Linked DNA regions of Homo sapiens: region 2 is linked to region 1. A link is a loop called in an ENCODE intact Hi-C map of the cell type or tissue named here. Cell type or tissue: PC-9. All regions are shown on one strand. Each heading gives the region's core, and the rest is flanking DNA. Links, peaks and the distances in the headings are about the cores only. Region 1 overlaps LOC124904355 (a long non-coding RNA gene). Region 2 has its middle 32 kb from the start of DYM-AS1.

Region 1 (2,903 bases), core at 291-2,790:
CTCTCTATCTGGTTTAGGGGAATTCTTACTTGAGTCTTTTTTTGTTTTGTTTTTGTTTGTTTTTTATTTTTATTTTTTAAATCTGAGACTGCGTCTCACTCTGTCACCCAGGCTGGAGTGCGGTGGTGCAATCTCGGGCTCACTGCAACCTCTGCCTCCTGGCTTCAAGCCATTCTCCTGCCTCTGCCTCCTGAGTAACTGGGATTTCAGGCATGCGCCACCATGCCCAGCTAATTTTTGTAGTTTTAGTAGAGACAGGGTTTCACCATGTTGATCTGGCTGGTCTCGAACTCTGGACCTCAGGTGGTCCACTGCCTCGGCTTCCCACAGTGCTGGGATTACAGGCATGAGCCACTATGCCCGGCCCTTACTTGAGTCTTATTGAGAGGATAATGAGCAAGATACTTGCTTTCCCAGCTTCCCTAGTGACCAAGTACAGTCATGTGACCTGGGATTGGCCAATCAGATGCCCTCATCCTGGTCCTGGGATCAGGGTCTGGGAATAGAGAAGCAGGGATGTAGGAGAATCATTCCGGAGGTGGACAGTGGTCACATCCTGTTTCTAGGGGGCAGCAGGGACGGCTAGGCCAACAGCAGCGTCCAGCGTTTGGTGTCTAGTGCTGATGTCAGTGGAAAGAGAGGAGCCTTCTGGGGCTCTGTGGCAGGGCCAGTGCGGGTCTCAGGAGGCCAGCACTGTGGTGTGGTTTGGCAGCCACCCCTGCTGTGGAGAAGTTCTCTGGCATGTTGTTGATTCTGTGACCTACCCAGGATCCCCTCATGACTTTTCTTTTGTGCTTAACTCAGCCAGAATAATGTTCTGTATTTTGCAACTAGGAAGACTGACCATGGATAGAGGCCTGGAGAGGCATAGGGACATGGTTGGCTGCAAAATCTCCCAGAGGGCTGGGAATCTCTGTGCCTCCAAAAGGTGTTGATGACCATGGTGTCTTCTCCACCCAGGTGGTCACTTAGGTCCTAAGCAGAAAGATACCACTCACCAAGGGCAGAGTCGCAAAGTTACAGAAGCCCCGGAAATGCTCCAGGAGGATGCAACTGAAAAATAGAACCATCCTAGGCAGTGGCCCTTCATCATGACAGCCACGCAAGCTGAAGGAGAAGGCCACTGTTCAGAGCAGCAGGGCCTAGAGTCCCATGGGCAGGAGGCATGGGCTCTTACCTTGCTGCAATTAACTCGCTGGGCAGCGTGGGCAAGTCCATCCTTTTCTCTGGGCTGCAGCGTCCTCATCAGGAGCCCTGGAATGTGGGCAGATAAATAGGGAGGCCTTGTCCGGCGCCACAGCTTCCAGGACCAGCACTGAGAGCTTCTGAGCTGCCCATGCCCCATGCCCTGAACTCGCGTGCTCTCCCTGACAGCAAGTCCTTGCCTTTCAGAGACTGGGTGCTCAGAAAGTGTGGGTTAATGGACCAGGGACTGGCTGGCTCTGTTAGGTGTGTGGGGTAGATGGCTGGGGTCCTGACAAGCTCCTTCTCCTTGGGTCCTGGGCCATGCCTAATGATCTTTTTCTGGGAGCTCAAGATCTGCCTTTCCTCGGTCTCTACAGAGGAAGAAGGGGAGAAAAGGGGATGGAGAAAGGGGAAGGAGGGCGGCTGGCCTGGCAGTGGCCCCAACGCAGCCTCGGCAGGCACTTTCTGGGAAGCCGCCCCCGGAACCTAGCCCCATGAAGGCCTAGAAGGCCCCGTCTCGTCTCCAGCCCGTTTCCCTTGAACCGGAGCCAGGCGGTCCTCACGCATTACTCACTGGCGGGGCGGCCCTGGCCCGGGGCCAAGGCAAACAGGCCTCCAGCCTGCCTGGGGGCTGGTCGGGCCGGGCTGAGGAGGGGAGGGAGGCACCCGCACAGCCTCCTGCCTGCCTGCGTCCTCCTGCCAGCTCAGCCCAGCCCCAGCCTGGTTGAGGGTCGGGCTTGGTCCCAGCCTCCCCCAGGGTTGGCCTGGCAGTTCCTCTGAAGCTGGCATGGCTGAGATCTTCCTCCTGCCTGTGCCCCTAGCAAGGGCTTCACCCGGGTCCTCCTTCTCCATCAAGGGAGAGATTGTGACTCCTGCCTTGTAGCCAATGCAGTGGCTTCACCCCCTGCCTGTCACTAACCAGCCCCTAGGACAGCAGAGGAGGAGGAAGCCCGGCCCTTCCCAGGCTCCAGGTCTGCATCTCAGGAGCATCTATTCAGGATGACCGATGTGATGATATGGGTTGTCCATCAATATTGTGAATTAGGAGTGCAGAAGAGAAGCAGACCACATGAGCTAGGAAGGCTTCCTGGAGGAGTGGGGCCTGGCAAGGCCTTGAAGGATGATTTAGACAGCCTTGGTGGAGGAAGACAGGAGGGTCTGTACAGTGGGTGTGTTTCTCAGGATGTGATGGGTCTGAAGATGGGGACCTGGGTAGAGGCTGAGGTAGGAAGGGGAAGATAGCTAGGTGAGGAGGATGACACCAGGTACTGTGCCTGGGCAAGCCCAATCAGCCTTTTCCCAGAAGCTCCCTTTCCACTTATGCACCTACCCATTCAACCCACCCATCTGTTCATCTGTCCATCCACATACACATCCACCTATCCATCCATCTACCCATCCCCACATCATCCATCCATCCATCCATCCATCCATCCATCCATCCATCTATCCACTCATCCATCCATCCATTCATCCATCCATCCACTCATCCAATTATCTACCTATCCACACAGCCATCTGCCCATCCATTCATCCATTTACCTATCCATACACTCATCTACCCTTCCATCCTAGCTACAAATATCTGTTGAGCATCCACTTATGAGCCAAGCCCTGTACTAGAATATTCTCACCGACCTTTGTGCATGCAGGCCTGGCTCACAGTAGGCTCAATAAATATTTGTTTAAATATATGGAGAAGTGATGATCAGAGGTGA
Region 2 (2,903 bases), core at 273-2,772, 89 kb before region 1:
TGTTGGGAAACTCTGAGCAGACAGGGAATAATGGCTGGAATGTGGGTGGAGGAGGGAAAAGATGAGGGCAGATGGGAGCGAGGACGAAGGAAGGTCAGCCTCCTTCCAGAGGACTCTGTCCTAGAGCAGTGGGAAGCGATGGGAGGAGTTAGGCAGGAATGTGGCACACCCAGGCTCCCCTGTTTCAGACTTCCCAAGGCGGGGTATGAAGGCTTGAAGGTGGATGAGCGTGGCAGTGTGACATTAAGTTAACAGATGGCTGCAGTGGTTTGGTGACAAATGACAATGCCTGGCCCAGGCTGGTGGAGGGAGGTGGAGAGCAGTAGACAGAATGGGGAAGTAAGTGCTGAAATCAGCCATGAAGTTAGTAGGGGTGGGGGCAGGAAGGAGTCAAGGACAAGGTTGAGGAAATCTGTCGGATGACGCTGTCATTTGTGCATTGGGAAAACCAGAGCAGGAGCAGACTGAGTGTGGCCAGGCTGGGGCTGTGCCTGGAGAGAGGGTCTACACGCAGCTGGGTGAGGGGTCCGGAATTCAGAAAGGAGGTCCGGGCTCGAGAGGCCTTGGGCACAGATAGCATTTGAAACCGTGGTTTGGGTGAAGTCACTCCTTGGAGAATGTGGAGCGAGGACAGTACTGAGGCCAGTCCCCAGGGGACCCACATTTGGGGCAAGTGGCAGGGGAGACTGAGGAGTCCACTGAGAGGACAGTTGGGGGAGTGGGGAGTGTTCTAGAAGATGAGGCAGGAGGCAGAGGAGGGGACGGTCCATGGCATCAACATCACCCAGAGAGGGCCTGAAAAGCGGCCACTGGATGACAGCAAATGAGGCTGGAGGCCATGAAGAGGCCTGTTCAGTGAAGAAGGGGACACCCCAGCTGGCCTGGCCTGCAGACTGGCCCTTCCAGCAATTGCCACACTTCCTCCTGCCAGGAACATGGTTGCCGCGATAGTGCCAGGCGGGGGACACCATCCGGCCAGTGCTGGACAAGGAGAGGGGAGGAGCCAGACCCATGCCCTCCTCCATGTCTGACCCGAGCTTGAGGCTGTGGGGCAGGTATGAGGTGAGCCTCTATTCCTGCCGGAGCAGAAGCTGCCACCTTACTGTGGGTCTGCACTGGGTGGCCAGCATGAGGTGCCCGGGTAAGGCGGCTGGCCCTCGCCTGCAGGACAGACCAGCTGTGACAGTCATCTTCCTGGGTGAGCTGGGTGTTAGCAGTGTGGGGAAAAGGCGTTGGAGAAGGTGCCTTCCCTGGAGACAGGTTAGGCCCTGAGGCAGAGTCCTGAGCAGCCTACACCCCAGACCAATTAAATCCGAGCCTCTGCTGCGAGTCTCGGCCCCAGTGTTTGTGAAAGCTCCCCAGGTGATTCAACCCCTCCAGGGCTGAAAACCGCCAGTCTAGGGAGAGAAAACCCAGGTGTAGGGCTCTGTGAGCGCTTTAGATCGGAGCAAAGCAGCAGCACTGAAGCAACAGAACCCAGGAAGAGGCTGAACTCAGATGGGCAGGGCCGGCTGCACAGCAAGGTCAGCCTCCCTTCCAAGGGGCTCCTTCCTTCTCCCTCCGGTCCTCGAGGCCCTGGTGTTGTTTTCCTCCAGGAAGGGTCATCCCCACCCCACCTTTAGCCCCCGTCTTAACCCAGCAAGATCCTCTGGAGCTCCTCCCTCCCCTGCCACCCTACCCCACCGTTTCTGGGAAACTGCCCCGGGCAGGCTCCTGAGTGGTCATCCCCGGACTCTCTGCATTGGTGAAGCTCACAGCCCAGTGCCAGCCCACGCCCCAAACTGAGGCCCCTCTCCAGTGTCAGGGAGGTGGAGGACTGCCTGAGGCCCCTCAACCTACATCTGTCCTTGGACCCAGAGCATGGAGAGAGGGCAGCCCACCAGGGTCACTGACCTCAGAGCCCAGACTTTTGCTCTGAGCTGGGGAGGGTCCCAGGCTTGGCAGGGTTGGGGCTCAGGAGGAATTGGGGGAGGGCCCGAGTCAGTGTGGTCCCTCCTTCCTGGAGGAGAGCTCTTGGAGGCCAGGCGAGAGTTCTGCTTCTGGGAATTAGGAATGAAGAGGTCCTGTCTGGAGACCAGGTCAGAATCCCATCCAGCCTCAGGGCAGGGTGGCCCCAGCACCCCTCCCATCATTCCTGGGATGAACTCCCGGAGTGGCGTGACCCTGATGTGACATGCCGAGCTCTCCCTGGCCTCCTTCATAACAGGTTCTGCAGGGACAGACTGACCTAATCTCCTCCTGGGGTAGGACTGAGGATGCCACAGACCAGAGGTGAGGCGACCTTCACAGGGTCGCGCAGCACCTGGTGGTCTGGTCAGTTCTAGAATCCCGGACTCCAGAGGCCTGCTCCTGTGGACTTTCCAAACACTGCCATGACTCACTAATGGTGACACATACCGAGCATGGCCTGTGTGCCCTGCCCCCTCTTGGAAGCTCACTGAGGGGAGAGTGTGGGTGTGCAGCCCTTTGCTACCAGGGAGCCCACAGCATGGGTGTGGACACCCCTTCTCGCACACACACAAAAACCCCAAAAGCCTCAAGGCAGCAGTGTCTCTGCTAAGCCTCGTGGCTCAGACTGGACCTGGGATGGGGACAGGTAGGGTCTGGGTGAGCAGTGTGGCAGGCAGAGGGTGCAGGAGGGTGAGTAGGAGACCAGCTGAACACATATGTGGACAGGCGGGGAGGCTCCCAGTCACGAGGCCGAGCCTCACTGTGCAGGAGGGAAGCTCACTCTCTCTCTCCAGCTGTGGGGCTGGATGGAGCAGGGACAGGGAGGGGCCCAGGACAGTGGAGGGTCTCTCAGGCTGTGTCCAGGCTGGGTTTTCTCCCTCCCTACCCCTCCCTCCTTCCTGCCCATTGCTGTATGAGAGGGCACCCAGGCATTCGCTTTTAGAGTTGTCTTT

Evidence for each region. Peaks named below come from ENCODE experiments on the same cell type or tissue, not always from the same donor. Only the 100,000 strongest peaks of a DNase experiment are listed, where the experiment ranks them.
Region 2: a loop joins it to region 1, with 3 times the contacts of the local background. A loop is called at or near these places in 2 of 110 quality-filtered maps.

Annotation. Positions count from the first base shown.
Region 1 is chr18:48,901,029-48,903,931 of GRCh38, reverse strand. The region is part of intron 2 of LOC124904355 (a long non-coding RNA gene); the gene reads left to right. Among named protein-coding and RNA genes, the nearest start is that of SMAD7, 48 kb to the left of the region's middle. In PC-9, for the core only: no CTCF peak of the experiment used is centred there; a DNase peak (open chromatin) is centred at 1,771.
Region 2 is chr18:48,990,356-48,993,258 of GRCh38, reverse strand. No RefSeq gene overlaps it. Among named protein-coding and RNA genes, the nearest start is that of DYM-AS1, 32 kb to the left of the region's middle. RefSeq lists a silencer at 2,037-2,185 and an enhancer at 1,701-2,330. In PC-9, for the core only: no CTCF peak of the experiment used is centred there; DNase peaks (open chromatin) are centred at 988, 1,328 and 2,378; H3K4me3 peaks cover 2,147 bases; H3K27ac peaks cover 2,500 bases.